Linked DNA regions of Homo sapiens: region 2 is linked to region 1. The links are chromatin loops, found by intact Hi-C in ENCODE. Cell type or tissue: CD4-positive, alpha-beta T cell. All regions are shown on one strand.

Evidence for each region. A loop is a pair of places that touch in the nucleus more often than their neighbours do. Peaks named below come from ENCODE experiments on the same cell type or tissue, not always from the same donor. Only the 100,000 strongest peaks of a DNase experiment are listed, where the experiment ranks them.
Region 2: it touches region 1 in a loop (8-fold over the local background); 4 of 110 quality-filtered maps call a loop at or near these places.

What each region holds. Positions count from the first base shown.
Region 1 is chr13:99,895,865-99,903,864 of GRCh38, forward strand. The region is part of intron 1 of CLYBL-AS3 (CLYBL antisense RNA 3); the gene reads right to left. It also overlaps a transcript of CLYBL not described here. Among named protein-coding and RNA genes, the nearest start is that of CLYBL-AS3, 57 kb to the right of the region's middle. RefSeq lists enhancers at 1-74, 4,698-5,274. In CD4-positive, alpha-beta T cell, CTCF peaks have their summits at 4,681 (motif pointing right) and 4,881; a DNase peak (open chromatin) is centred at 4,677; H3K4me3 peaks cover 174 bases; H3K27me3 peaks cover 2,766 bases.
Region 2 is chr13:101,123,147-101,131,146 of GRCh38, forward strand. It overlaps NALCN (sodium leak channel, non-selective), which reads right to left. Exons shown (of 44, transcript NM_052867.4): 18 at 1,462-1,535. Among named protein-coding and RNA genes, the nearest start is that of LINC00411, 180 kb to the left of the region's middle. In CD4-positive, alpha-beta T cell, a CTCF peak has its summit at 4,796 (motif pointing left); a DNase peak (open chromatin) is centred at 4,795.

The DNA.
Region 1 (8,000 bases):
TCATTTGGGGACTTCTTTGTCATTCATGCCCTTCCTTTTAAATGATTTTTATTTTTTTCCACTGTAAGTGACCGGCTGGGTTTGACTTTTGCTTCTTCCGACGGAAGGGCACCGCGAGCCGGGGTGGGCGGCCCCGCGGGCAGGAGGAGCGCGGGGTACACGCGGTGGCCGCAGACGCCGAGCCCTGCGGAGCCCCGAGGCCTCGTCGCCCGCGCCCCCGGTGCGCGCGGAGCCGGGGCCGAGGCCGGGCCAGGAGGAGTGTGGCGGCCCAGGAGGCCTGGACTGTGGGCCCTGCTCGCCCGCCCGCCGCGGGCCGCCCGGAGCCCGCGCGCCTGTCGCGCAGCCCGGCTGTAATGGTGGCAGATCAAAGGCGGCCCCGTGTCCCCGCGGAGCCCGGGACAATCCCGCGCCTTTGTGCGCTGTTGCTAGGAGCCCGAGAAACTAAGAGAAAGTGTCAGGAGCATGTTAATCAGACTCGTTACACTGTAACAATAACGTCTCTCTCGGGTCTCCCAGGCCCCAGTACCCCCGCGCACCCTGCGCGCAGGCCGGACACCTGCGCAGGGCCCTTGCGCCCGCCCTGGGGTCCCGCCGGCCCTGGGGTCCCTGCAGCCCCGAATCCGCACCCGAGCCACGCGGAACGACTAGCCCCGAGGGGCCCCGCAGGCTCCCGGTGCAGCTCCCTGGTCGTGGTCTCCTTGACCGAAGCCCCGGCCTCACACCGCCTGGCCGCGAGCCCGAGGGACGCAGGGACGATCCCGGTCCCCTGCTTTTCAGTCCTCCAGTCGAATCGCCCACTTTGTTCAATCACAGTATTCGAATCAAGAGGAAAATGAACATTCCCTTTATGGTAGCTTTTTGGTTATGAGTTTTGGCAAAACTGTTAAATCAACTTTGCCGATTTCCCTTGGGAATCCCTGGAGGCCACTCTAAGTGGTAATCCCAAGTTTAAGAAGGAAATGGGGAAATTTTGCTGAGAGTAAAGATGTCGCCGAACTTTTTGAAGGGATTTGCTTCATTCATTCATTTAGTCATTCAACAGACACCTGTTGAACCCGACTGGGTGCCAGAGGGGCCAGTCACAGGACTTATTCCAGATGAACTTTTCTTTTGAAATTAGAATGCCCTTGTGGAAGCCAAAGGAGGAGCAGAGGCCTAAAATAATGTCAAGTGTCAAAGCAAAAAGAAGTGCCATTGGCTACTACAGTGTGTGATGATAACAAGAGAGGTGCGAATTAGGAATTAAAAACGTTTGAAAAACTACAGGCCATATGCTTTGAAACCAGCCACTTTTTCCATCTTTCATCTCCCTCTCCCCTCCGGTTTTGGTGGGCAGGAGCTATGCCAGGCTGCAGTCCTCAACCCGTCAGAGGCCTGCCTGAGGTCTGAGGAGTGAGGCCAGGCCTTCTGTTTGTACACAGCCTTTCAAACGTGCAGAGAGACACACTCCATCCTGGCCCCATTCCCCCTTTGCTCATACGCAGGGAACTGGAAACCTGTCCTCAAGATTAGGGCTGAATTTGGCCAAGTTAAGGTGCTTTTCTCCCATACAAGCTCTTGTTCGAGAACAAACCCATTCTGGAAGGTATAGAAGGGGGCCAGACTTCCAGAGTCAAGCTACCCGCACCTAAGTCACAGGACAAAGCTGGCTGTCACCAGGATGGGTGTAAGACAGCCTCTCAACTCACCTGTGCCTACCATTGACTGAGGAGGAATCCCAAAACTGTGTGAGACTCCTCTGTCGGTGAAACTTTCTCTCTTTCACCGTTGCATGCAACATGTAAACATATAGAAAACTGGGTCGGGTGCAGTGACTTACGCCTGTAATCCCAGCACTTTGGGAGGCTGAGGTGGGCAGATCACTTAAGGTCAGGAGTTCAAGACCAGCCTGGCCAACATGGTGAAACCCCGTCTCTACTAAAAATACAAAAAATTAGCTGGGTGTGGTGGCGCATGCTTGTAATCCCAGCTACCCGAAAGGCTGAGGCAGGAGAATCGCTTGACCCGGGAGGCAGAGGTTGCCCAAGATCCTGCCACTGCACTCCAGCCTGGGCAACAAGGGCGAAATGCCGTCTCAAAAAAAAGAAAGAAAGAAAGAAAGAAAACTGGGCAGGTTCCCTGGGGATTGGAGCCCCAGGCCTGGAAGGAACTTTAGAGATTCCTTTCATTACATAAATAAAGGAGTTGATACGCTGAAAACTCCATCTTACAAAAAACAAGAGAGGCCGAACACTGGCTATGTGATGATGATAAAATAGCTGGCTAAAGGGGAGAGATTCAGTGACAAGAAACTGGATTTCTTTGGTTTACATAACGCCAAATAGCTGGTTTGGCTGGGTTCTGTTTTGTTTTTAAACACAGAATCAAATTTCCTTCATAATCAGACACACTAATAGAATCAAGAGAAAAATGAACATTCCATTTTAGAGAGCTTTGTGGTAGAGAGTTTCTTCCAAAGACTCCATACTCTAGGCATCTGGCTTAATGTTAAAAAGGGGCAGGGGGATGGTCTTTTGAGTTCTGTGAAAGGAAGAACGTAAAAACCAACATGAACTTCTGGCTTCGATTTTCTGGGAGAACTGTGCTGGCTAATAACCCAAACCCCCAAATGAGGACAAGGGCACATCCATTTTTCCCCATCTAATTTCCAGGGCCTGGAATTCGTGCGGTGGCTCTCGGGAGCTTCTCCCAGGCTGGCAGAAGGGAGCTCCAGCTACTGCCTGCCCCCGCCCCTGTGTACCCACATCAGTGACAGCATGGCTCTCTCAAGAGGCCCTGGCCACTGTCCACACTGATCTTTTCCGAAGCCTTTGCACAAGCTGTAACCCTCCCTCTCTATGACACCCAACAAACGCCAAAGCATTCTTTAAGACACAGCTTGAAAGCCACTCCTGAGAGATCCTCCCAGCTCCCCTAGAGACAACTTGCTGCTCTTCCCTTAGTCCTTCTGTTGCACGGATTGGACTTTCATTATAGTGGTTGTTTAGATGTGTGTGTCCCCAAAAAATAGTGTGGATGCCTTGAATATTGAACATTGTCACACATCTCTGATCCCTCTCCTGCTCTCGCCTCTCATCCCCAGCATGAGCTTGTGGAAAATGTATTCATTAAAATCAGGACCTGAGTCTCCCTCCTCCACTTAGGTTCTGATGCTGGCTCTACCACTAATGGGTTAGGTTACGTGCAGACAGAAGAAGAAGCCATTTATTCTCTCTGAACATCAGTCTCTTCAGCTACCCAAATAAAAACACCTAACTCCAAGAGTTCCTATGAGGATGTGGTAGTCAGAGAGATGCGCCACTTCCAGGATCCCCACTTGCCGGGCTGGGGAGATGCAGTCAGCAGACAGCTCCCCACCCCGCTGCCTTGCCCAAGACCCTTCCAGGGCCCCCCACCATTTTGGCCAGAGGTGGGACACACATGCCAGAGTTTCCAGTGGGGTTAGCCAAGACTTTGTTGGGTCTGCTTGGCCATTCAACTTCTCCTTCACACTAATCCTGAATTCTCCTTCCTTTCCTGGATGTTGTTCCCTGGCATCTTGCACCGTAGACTCTGTCTGAGCATCTGCTTCTAGAGCTCCTAACCTGTGGCAGAGGATTAAATGAACTACTGTATTCAAAAGCACCTGGCATATGGTGGTTGTCAGGGTTGGGGGTGGGGCAATGGGGAGTTACTGTTTAATGGGTACTGAGTTTCATTTTTGCAAGATGAAAAAAGTTCTGGAGAAGAGGAGGGCTATGGTGGCACAACGATACGAATGTACTTAATGCCACAGTGCTTAAAATTGTAAATCTTGTTTCTTATATTTTACCATAATTTTTTAAAATAATTTTTTTAAAAGAATGAATGTAAAATAAAGAGGAAAAACTAATAAATAAATACAGTATTTTTAAAGCACCTAGCATCATGCTTGGCACGTAGTAGGCATTCAGTAAAGATCAAGTGACTTCCACCCAGGGGCCAAACCTGCGCACAGTAGAGTTTGGGAATCCCACTGCGCAGAGCTGGTTGGAATATGCATTTCTACGCAGCGAACCCCATTTTCTCCTTTATTTTTATTTTTATTTATTTATTTTTTTTGAGACAGGGTCTCACTCCTTCACCCATGCTGGAGTGTAGTGGTGAGATATTGGCTCACTGCAACCTCTGCCTCCTGGGTTCAAGCAATTCTCCTGCCTCAGCCTCCTAAGTAGCTGGGATTACAGGGGCACACCACAACAACCTGCTAATTTTTGTATTTTTAGTAGAGATGGGGTTTCACCATGTTGGCCAGGCTGGACTCGAGCTCCTAACCTCAGGTGATCCACCCGCCTCGGCCTCCCAAAGTGCTGGGATTACACACATGAGCCACCTGGCCTGGCCTTCATATTTACTTTCATTACTAGATGAAGTATATGCTCTCACAGGAAAACGTGTTCAAATTCTGGGACATACCAGAAAGGGCGGCACACTCCCACAGCCACGTGCATTTTGGGGAGCTGCATTGCTCTTTTGTTGTTGTCGTTGTTATTAACAGTCTCCTAGCTCCACTGCTGGCCTATGGAAGTTTCTCTCGGTGCTGGAGATGTTCTGACTGTAAACTCTTATCTGATCATTTTGTCCCGTCCCCTGATCTTGCAGACCCTTAAGGGCTGGAGGATTATGCAGTACCAACTCCTGGCTGAAGGGGGCACCATCCACATAGAAAAAATGCAATGCTAGGGGCACCTTCTGGAGTTGTGCAACTATTGGACCTGCTAGGGGACTTGCTCAAGGTCACACTGCTGGCAAAACCAAGACTACCACTAAACTCTCCAAATTCTCTCCACTAAACCACACAGCTTCCTCCTCCCTCGAGCTCCTCAGATTCGTGCTTCCACATCAGGTTCCCCAGTTCATCAGTGCTGCAGGGTGAGCAAGCTCCAAATGTGTGTTTTGAAACAATGAGAAAAATAACAAAGCCTCCTTTTCAGCAACTGCCTCCCTCAGAGACAGTGCCTGACCCCAGCAAAGATACTCGAATTCATCACAATTCAAACAACCAGTCATCAAAAACACAGCCAGGAAGCTCTGCCACCAGGCCAGTGCCACCTCGCAATACACCTTGATGTCCCCCGGCCCCTGTAGGTCCCTGAGCACCTGCCTCCCAGACTCAACATGCCCCTGCACATTTTGCAGGATTTTCTGCTGGGGGCTGGTCTGAATGGCTGGAAAATGTCTTGGGTTGTCTGAGGGAAGAAGGCCCGGGGCAGGCATGATGTGGATGCCAGCGCCAAGGACAGAGGCTGCAGCGCCATGCTGAGCTGGCTCCCTCGACACCACCTCTTGGCCGCGGGCCTCACTCCCAAGCTCCATCCCCCATGGGCACCGTTCTTTGCATCATCTCTCCTTCCATCTAGTCCTGCTAGATTCTTCCTTCTGCCTTGTAATTTTACCTTCTCTTCCTTCCTCCCCTTACAATTCCAAAAGCAAAAATAACAAATGTAGGAAAGAAAACAACAACACGGGCAAACTATGTTTTTCTAATTCTGTGTGTGTTTTGGAGGTAAATCGAATGTCTTAGGCCATGAGCTGCTTGCAGGACATTCCGCAATCCTTCCTCGACTGTGGGCTTGGCACAGGACATTTACGGTGTCCATTTTACCAGAGAGACCCCGAGAGAGACCCCGAGTGCACAGACAGATAATACTGTACTTTGGGAATCAAAGTAGAAATGTCAGTGAGGCTGCTTAATTAGTTAGTAAATTAAATTTTGCTGCCAAAGTTGCTATTTCTTTGTTTTTGGTTTTTTGGATTTTTTTGTTTTTTTTTTTTGTTTGTTTGTTTGTTTGTTTGAGATGGAGTCTTGCTCTGTCACCCAGGCTGGAGTCCAGTGGCGCAATTTCAGCTCACTGCAACCTCCACCTCCCGGGTTTAAGTGATTCTCCTGCCTCAGCCTCCACAGTACCTCGGATTACAAGCACACGCCACCATGCCTGGCTAATTTTTGTATTTTTAGTAGAGACGGGGTTTCATCATGTTGGCCAGGCTGGTCTCGAATTCCTGACCTCAAGTGATCCACCCACCTTGGCCTCCCAAAGTCAAAGCTGCTATTCCCAATATCCTGCCTTTGATCATGCTGTCTTAATGCAAAGCCAACATTCAGCTTTTATGTAAGTCATAAGGAAGATGATGATCTGCAAATTGGTGATTGAAACTCATTTGAGAGCCTAGAGTGATGCTTAGAAATGAGAAAGTTTAACTTCACATCAAGTTTACATGTACATACAAACTCATAAAGTGTACCTTTTATAACAGTATAAACTCATAAAATGTAATTTCTATCCTATTCTTAACCTTATTCCTTTTGGGGGAGATATTACCAGAAAGGTAACAACAAATGATTAGTATAAAAACAGATATTTTCAAATTATGAGAAACATTCCATTTTAGGTTATAAGAATGTGACCCAAGATGATAATTTTCATAATTTTGCCTCATAAAAGCGTTTTTAAAATATGATCAGTCTTTGTGTCATATAAGGAATTTTAAATTGTCAAATATATGAGAATACTTAAGGTAAATGTTTTCAAAATAAATAGCCAATGAATGGGCTATGAATTTGCATGCACACTGCCTATGAAAATCAGCATATTTTAAACTGGTTTGTTCAGAGGGCGCCACTGGCCTTTTTTCTCTTCCTTCTCAAAGGGCATATGTGTTAGATTAGTGCTCAGAAAAGAGAACATGTTTTCATAGCCTCCAGTGTAGCGTTTATAAAAATTGTGATGATTTTAGGACTGCACCTTCATTTTTTGAATTTTCAAAACTTGTCCCTTTTTACTTTTATTTTCTTTCAACAAAACGAAGACCTAAGAACCCCTTTAAGAAATGTTATCCATTCCCACAGAGTCCCAGTTTGTTGACCTTCAGGCCACAGAGTAAAACCTTCCTTTTAAGTGAAGCATTCCCCATTGGGAAGCACTCCAGCTTTTTCTTTTTATGAGGAACTTTAACTGCTGGACTTAATTTAATTATTGTATTTTGTACATACTCCCAGAAGCCCCAGGGCATGAGCTTTACTTTTTTCAAAACTTTCAAATAAATATCTTTTAGGATCGCACATTTCTGATGGCAGTGTTCCGTCTTTGACTTGTATTTCTAATCCAAATACTGAACTTGGATCTTTCTATTTCCTGTGACCTATCAATGGACGGGTTTCAACCATAGCATCACTTTGCCACAGACCGTCTTCATGAGCAGACATAGGCATGCAGTCATTTGAGTTCTTAGTGCAGGAGCCTCGATTTCATAACAAGAAAATAAAAACCATCTCCAAAGTTGAACTACATTTTAAAACCTGGCTAGTTCTGGAGACATGGTCTTCAATAAGGAGGGTTGCTAGGCAGACATTGCCATGAAATCAGGAGCCTGCTGGCCCCATGGCCGCAGTCTGCCACCATCTGTCTTTAAAGTTCCTTGAAGGTGCTCCCCCAGCACTGGCTACTCCTCCCCCATCCCAGCAGAGGCTCATTGCAAACACACTGGCACACACACACGCACGCACACTGACACACACATACACTCACACACTCGCACACGCACACACACATGCACACAGGGAATTGTCATCCTTAGCAAATAGCAAAAAGTCAGTATCTCTATTTCTTATCTCTCTCTATCCGTAAACATTTCTTTTTGATCCTTTCGATTTCCATGATTTCCACCTGGAAATTAAAAACTTTGACATCTTGACTCTTAAAGGTGAAAAATAAATTTGTTTTGGATAACTGGCTTAAAACTCACTTAGGAATATAAAAATGTGAAGCAAACACAACTTTTCTAAATTCGTAAGATCTGCCCAAAATACTCCGTGAGGTTCGCGTCCCGTATGAAGCAAGTTTAATTTGTGGACTTCCATGAAATCTGAATTTAGGAAGAAGATGTTTTTAAGTAGCATTATCTGCAAAATGAATCTGATTTCCTTACTTACTTTTGTTTAAAAATTTAAATTACAGTCTGAGCAGCAAAGCAAGACCCCA
Region 2 (8,000 bases), 1.2 Mb after region 1:
TATCTGTTTCTGCATCTGCCTTGGAAAGTCTCTGGGAACCCATTCACACAGAGGGCCCATTCACACTGCAAGGCAGTGGCTCTGGACAGGTGAGTAAGGTCCCTGTAGTTCCTGACTTGGCAGGCAGATACTCGATGCAGACTGAGAATTATGATGTCCTTGTAGGTAGTTTCTGGCTTGAGGGTGAATTTCTCTTTTTAGTGAGTGGATCAGCCTTGCTGTAGGACCCTACCATGAACCTGTCTGATGTAGGTGCAGCTGGAATCATGATCCTGATGTAACATGTGTGGTTCAAGGCCAGCCTCACTGCATGATCTGATGGTAATACCAGGATGGAGTTACCAGCCAGTCGGGAGTAAGCCTAAGTTGGGGCGCAGGTTGTCTATTTCAATGAGACCTTGTCTGTTTATCTCATCACATTTTGTGGTGATAATATACAAGCCCTAGAAATGCTTATTTTCATCCTATGACAGCTACTCCAACACATACTTAACTCTATGCATGAACGTCAGCCAATATTGAGAGAAATACTGTCTTGATGAGTTAGGAAATTTTTTTTGCACACAAATTTTAGGTAGTATTATAAAGTAAGAATAGTTTTAAAGATCATATATACTAAGCTTTATTTTCTCACACAGTCTTCCAAGTTATAGTAATATGCATTCTGGAGAGAATGCATTAATGTCTATTCCTAGTAATAAATCTAGTAGAAGGGAGCTAGAACTCCTTATCACTCACCGCAGGTTTGCAGGGGGCTTCCTGGCATGAATCTGTCCACTCGCCTTGCGAGCGATCCTACCTCCAGCTCCCAATCTTGAGTTGTGTCATCTACATATGTCTATGTAATATATGTACCAATAAATGATATTCTAAATGCCTATGTGTTTTTATACTCATCATGTTACTCCATAATATAACATATAGTCTTATAAAACACTCAAGTCGGTTGCTTAGTTTTCCTCCTTGATACTTCATTTCAGCGCATCTTCTAGAAAGTAGCATTAAAAGCATATGTTTTCATAGGCATTCTAAGATTGGTATACTTTTTATTATTTCCGGATTTTTAATAAATGTGCTCTTAATAGTGTAATGAACTATAATGAAAAAGTTTACCCTTTTACCATTTATCCTTTAGATTGCAATTTCTCCTTTACATATCACAAAAGATATAAAACTGTTAAAAATAACAGTAAGTTATTTTCACCTTTTGGTCAATGTTTATACTTATCATTTATGTTTAAATACTTGAAAGAAAGGCCTACTGAGCTACTAAAATTTTTTTTTAGAAATGACATCAATATGTCTTTTACATTGTTTATAAGTACATAGATACTCAAAGCTACTTTCTGGCAGAAAGTATATGCTGATGCCCAGAACATTAATTCATTTTTCAAAAAGCTATTTTTCGATTAATATAATCCCACTTGTGTTTAAATATGTGTCAACATTAATTGGTGTTACCTTAAGATTTTAGTGACTGCGGTCTCCTTTTCCAGAAGGTTCCTTGCCCTGATGCTGAAAACAGACTTGCGAAGCTGAAAATGATAAGAGTATGACTTTTAGTTTTGGAATGTTAAGAAATAATATACTGTCAAATCATTCAATAGATGACATTGTTAAAACATGAAACATGAATATGTTTCGCTAAAGCATCATCGTACAATTGACAATTCTTGTCTATTTTTACTTTTATTTGGGCAGCACCATGAACAAACTTGTGGGGCCCCACGTCCCAGCCACGGATGGTGCATTGGCTGTGCCTCACTCTGATAATGGCCTTCGTCTGAATAAAATTTTCAGTTTCCAAAGACTTTAACGTTGACCCTCATACTGGACTCCTTATTTGTCTTTGATTAGCGCAATGTTCTCTAATCCACATTATGTCTGCTGCAGGTTCTTGGCCTGTAACCTAACACTAATCTGAACAATGAGTTTAGGAGTTGTTTTGCTTGCAGGTGTGGGGAATGAATGAAATGGGCATTCAAGATCTCTTCCTAGTTGGCGATGATAAAATTACTCCAGAGAAGAGAACTAAGGAGAAAACCATCCTGGATGCTGACTGTAAATTCAAAGATATACTCCCCAAGCTCAGTTCTGTGTGGCTTGCTAGTTGCAGATTTTAGATTGGTGGAAGGTGTACAAGGAGTTAAAGCAGGCAGAAGAAGGGCAAAGAGAAAACAGGCAAATGGGCCACTATGTTCTCATAATAATAAATAAATAACTAGATTCACAATAATAAATAACTAGAATAAATAATAAATAACAGGAAAGTGTAACTCCAGTAGTCAGACTGAAGATAGTAATTGAGACCTGTTCATTTTGATCAATAGATTAGATTTACTGAGCACTTAGCATGATATTAGTGACCATAGGAGATTTAGGGTAAATAGAATTTGGAGTTCTTGGTTTCTAGAAGTGAATAGCCTAGATAGGAAGACAAGGGTAGGACACATGAGATCATCAGTGACAAGTACAGTGCAGTAGATGGCACAGTGCTAGATGATACGTAAAGGAGAAAACACAAGATCAGAGGGGCTGGAGCTCTCTGCGGTGGAACAGCAAGTCTGGACTAGTCGGCAAAGGCTTCAATGAAAAAGTGGAGGTTATACTGGGCCTTGAAGGAAGGCTAAGATTCCTAGAGGCAAAGGCGGTACTGGGTGAAGGACTGAAGTGGACATGTGTGCACAGGGCAAGTTAATTTGGTACAAACTACCTGTATAAGTGCTGTGCTAGCCAGATCTTGAAACCAGGCAAGAAGCCCTACAGGGCATACTGTGTGTCAAACAAAGTTGAGGGGGGAAAGAAAACCCTCAGAAGACAGAAAACTCTGTATTCAGTAAAAATAGATCACCTAGTTAGTTTCTTTTCAACAAGGGTTAGGTATGTTGAGGTACAAACTCACAGCACCCCATTCTACAAACAAAGCTATGAACAAATGCTATAATGTCAGTCAGTGTGTCCATAAAGCCATAGTGGAGAAGAACCAGAGTAACAAACAGGTCTTTTTAGTCACAAATGATAACCTAGATAACATCAAAACTAGCAATCCACTTTTCATATTTTACAGCAGATATGTAGTAAAGATCAGCATCACTGAACATACTGGTGATTTCCCCCTCATGAGGAAAGGTGGTTTGTTCATTTTTCTGCTCAAAAATGAAAAACCGGAATTGGTTTCATTATTCACTAGAACTCTTAGGAGAAAAATTAATGTATGGACAAGGAGACAAGAGTGGATACCAACTATTTGGAACTTCCATTTTCTTGGTAGCACATACATGCTATTTCCAATGATAAATCTTGAAACTTTCCTACTTCTCCCCTCCTGAAAGAGTTGACTTTTGGCATAATTTTTTTTTTTTTTTTAAGATAGTCTTGCTCTGCCATCCAGGCTGGAGTGCAGTGGCGTAATCTCAGCTCACCGCAACTTCCACCTCCTGGGTTCAAGCGATTCTCCTGCCTCAGCCACCCGAGTAGCTGGGACTACAGGTGCCCGCCACCATGCCCGACTGATTTTTGTATTTTTAGTAGAGATGGGGTTTCACCATATTGGCCAGGCTGGTCTTGAACTCCTGACCTTGTGATCCACCTGCCTCAGCCTCCCAAAGTGCTGAGATTACAGGCATGAGCCACCACACCCGGCCAAAAGTTGACTTTTGACATGGATTTAACCTCTCTTGAGTTGACAGCTCAGCTCCTAAGGAAAGCTGCTTGGAGCCGCTTTTGGAGATGGAAGACTCAGCTGGTGGCCCCATCATCGTGGAGCATCTGCTCTTTAGACACCTAAGAACACACATAGTCCTGAGACAGACCCAGGCACAGAGGTCCTGTGACAGTGAGTTTTAAGAGAGGACTCCAGATTCCACAACTCTTATTTCATCTTGAAAGGACAATGACATGTGTTAGTTGTCTTTCCTTCAGTGGAAGATGAGAGTCTGAATCCAATCACTTATCTACTGCCCCTGCAATTTCACGTTAGGAAAAACTTTTGGGATAATATCTGGTACACTATTGCCTAAATGATTTCTGCCCTGCACAAGATTGCTAAAAGGCTACTGAATGGCCTTTGTCCTGAATTTGAACTAAGACAAAATACAGTATTAATTCATACAGGAGAGTACTTGAGAACTGTTTTTATAACTAATGCCAGAGGTAGCAGGAGAATCAATATTATAATAGAAAAACATCAGATTTAGCTTTGGGATGTTCTTTTGTTTTGTTTTGTTTTTTGAGAAAGAGTCTCACTCTGTTGCCCAGGTTGGAGGGCAGTGGTGTGATCCCGGCTCACTGCAACCTCCGCCCCCTGGGTTCAAGCAATACTCCTGCCTCAGCCTCCCTAGTAGCTGGGATTACAGGCATGCACTACCACACCGGCTAATTTTTGTATTTTTAGTAGAGACGAGGTTTCACCATGTTGGCCAGGCTGGCCTCAAACTCCTGACCTCAAGTGATCCACCGACCTTGGCCTCCCAAAGTGCTGGGATTACAGGTGTGAGCCTCCACACCTGGCCTTTGGGATGTTCTTAAAAGAAGGAAAGGACTCACACACACATATATATGTCTTCTTTCATCTACTTATACATATATATATGATATTACATTTGATGTCCTAGATATGTATTTAGATCGTTATATACTTTCTTTTTTCTACTAAATAAAGAAGGCCTATAGTGATTATCTAGTTATTCCCTTCTTTTTTCTTACTTCTATAGTAAAGCTTTGCGAATTTTTTTTGGCAAAGGGCATTCCTAGACTGTGCTAAACATAAAGAGCTCAGAGCTACACTGCTCTGCAGTGCCCTCTTCTGGCTCTAGAAGATACTGACAATCACCTGAAATAATTAGCAAAACAAAGAATACAGAGATCCATTTCATGATGAGTAATTTCAGATCTGAAATTGTAAATTACAGCTATGAAAGGAGCCAGTAATTGCTCATTCTGGATGTAAACATATCAGAGATGTGGGAATAAAAAGGAAGGGGATGAATGATGGAATTACAAGGAGTTTACTTTGAAAAAAGTCAAAGATTCGTTGAAGAAGATTTTCTTCGGTTTTGTTTGGAAACTGAAAACATCCAACTGCCTCAGATAACAATTCTTTGACAGAATTAATAACTCAAAACAAGTAAATTAAATTTAAATTATCAACAATATAGAGATATTTTAAGTCTTGAACTTCTAAGTTAAAACACGTTTCCAGAATTACATACTTTAACACATAATTCAAAAGCTTCAACTCAATTCCCATAGAGTTATTTGTGATTGAATAATTTGGACCTGAAAGACATTCCAATGTATGAATCTTGCTGATTTTTTGGCGATGTCTTCTAATTAATCTACATGTTACCCTTTTTTCCCCTTAAAATAGAGAAACCTGGGCCATTTGACCTATAGTTTTTGAGTCTGGATTTTTTTTTTTCTTTTTTTGACAGGGTTTCGTTCTGTCACCCAGGCTGGAGTGCATGCAGTGGAATTATCATGACTCACTGCAGTCTTGACCTCCTGGGCTGAATCGATCCTCCTGTCTCAGCCTTCTGAGTAGCTGGGACTACAGGCGTGTGCCATCACATATAGCTAAGTAACATTTTTTTTTTTTTAAGAGATGGGGTTTCTTCATGTTGCACAGGCTGGTCTTGAAATGCCTGGGCTCAAGTGATCCTCCTGCCGTGGCCTCCCAATATGCTGGGATTGTAGGAGTAAGCCACCGCACCCAGCCAAGAGAGAGTCTGGATTTTGCTGAAAGCACACTCTTGGTACAGTTCAACACGTTCTTCTGTCTTCTATTTTCTGAAAATCGGCAGCTGGATCCAGAGGTTTCATCATACAGACTCTGGTTTCATCCCTTTGGCAAGGCCATAGGTGGTGTCAGATTCTTCCATCGAAAGGAACAGAGTGTGTGTGTTTCTTTTTGTGATGTTACGGGTCTTGATGTTCATTTCTTAGATCCCTTGACTTCATTCCGTTTGCAAAACTGTCATTTCTTTTTCATTTATTAGTTGGGATAGTTTTATAATGAGGTGCTTTCCCTCCTGTATTATTTGGTTACCCAGTAGCAAAACTGGTATGGAAAAGCCAAGATAAATGCTTGATTATCGACTTTTACTTATTAATTTTACATGGTTGATTTTCTATCATCGCTCAAGGTAACCAATTACTATTTAAAAAATGTCATTATGAACTCAAGATTTAAACTTATTTAATGTTTAATGGATTTCAGTCCATGTCAATTACCATTTCTTACTGTTAGTCAAATTATCTCTACTGTGCTCATTGGGAGTTTTTCAAGTTGGTCAGTCTGTAGGTTCTTTTTATATGACCCTCGTAGTCTTTGACAAAGCTTCCTTGTTCCTAGTATGACAAGATGCTCCAAGGTCAGCTTGTACACTTCCTATTCAAAATCAACCATTTTCTTCAAGAAGCCCTGGTTTACTTATTGGAAAATTGGAAAAATGGTGTTTCAAGAACATATCTAGAGCCCATAGATGCTCACTGCTATGGAGTTGGTCACTGTTTCAAATATTTTGCCTGGGTTTATTCTGATGTTTTCAATTTAAATTCATGACCCAGGATTTTTTTTTTTTTTTTTTAGTTATACTTTAAGTTCTGGGGTACATGAGCAGAACGTGCAGGTTTGTTACGTAGGTATGCATGTCCCACAGTGGTTGGCTGCACCCATCAACCCGTCATCTACATTAGGTATTTCTCCTAATGCTATCCCTCCCCTTGCCCCCCACCCCGATAGCACCCAGTGTGTGATGTTCCCCTCCCTGTGCCCATATGTTCTCATTGTTCAATTCCTACTTATGACTGAGAACATGCTGTGTTTGGTTTTCTGTTCCTGTGTTAGTTTGCTGAGAATGATGGTTTCCAGCTTCATCCGTGTCCCTGCAAAGGACATGAGCTCATTCTTTTATATGGCTGCATAGTATTCCATGGTGTATACGTGCCACGTTTTCTTTAGGATTTTTATTTTTACCTAAGCTTTTCTATATGATATCTATATCTCCTTTTTTCTCCACAAAGAGCACTCTTGATTATCAAGAGCACCAGGGATGCCAGAATTAGATTGTCTCAACAGTGACTCAGTTTTATTTCACATTTCATAGACAATAGTCTCAGAATGAAAATACACAACCAAGAAAACTACTGAATATCTTAAGGGTTTGCATATCTTCTTCCCGTTCACCTCCTCATTTGTATATCTGTACTCTATCCATATTAGAACAAATAATTATTACATATTTCACTCTTCATGTTGTCCTTATGTAGTTAGTTGTTACATATGAATGTGAATTTTTATGCCAAATGGTTTAAGAGTCCCTTTTGGAGTTCATTTAGGTTATCTGAGGCATGTTTTTTAGTAGATTACAGGTTCATTGAAACAAGATTACTTGTATCTTACATTACTCATATTCTTAGATCTTGAAAGCAGTTTCTCTGACCTTGAAAGTTGAAAGTCAGTTTTCAGGATGGAAAAAAATCTGGCTCAGATATTCTTTGCCTGGGCATCCTATATATGTTACTCTATTTTCTTCTGACATAAAGCATTGCTGCTGAAAAATCTCATGATAATCTAACGTTCTTTCCTTTATAAATCACTTGTTCTTATTTGGGCTAGATAATATATTTTTAAAAAATTTAAAGACCTGTCATTTGTCTGGTGTATGTATTGTTTTTAATCATTTACTCCAATATTTTTAGGTGTGTGCTGTCAATATATAGTTTCATATCTTTTTATGTTTCAGAAAAGTTTAGTATACGTTTTATTCTCTTGCTGTGGTTTTTCTTCCTTAGGGACACCTATAATGCAGATGTCGGATTTTTGACTTTCTTCAATTTGTCATTTTTCTTGCAAATCATTTTCATCTCTTTCTTCATTTCTCTTTGATTTTAAAAAATGCCCTCTTCTCCATTTTCTATTTCTCACTTTTGAATCATCTGAGGTCTCTTTATGTTCCTTCTCGTTTAGTTTTCATTGCTTTAATTTATAACTTTTCTCA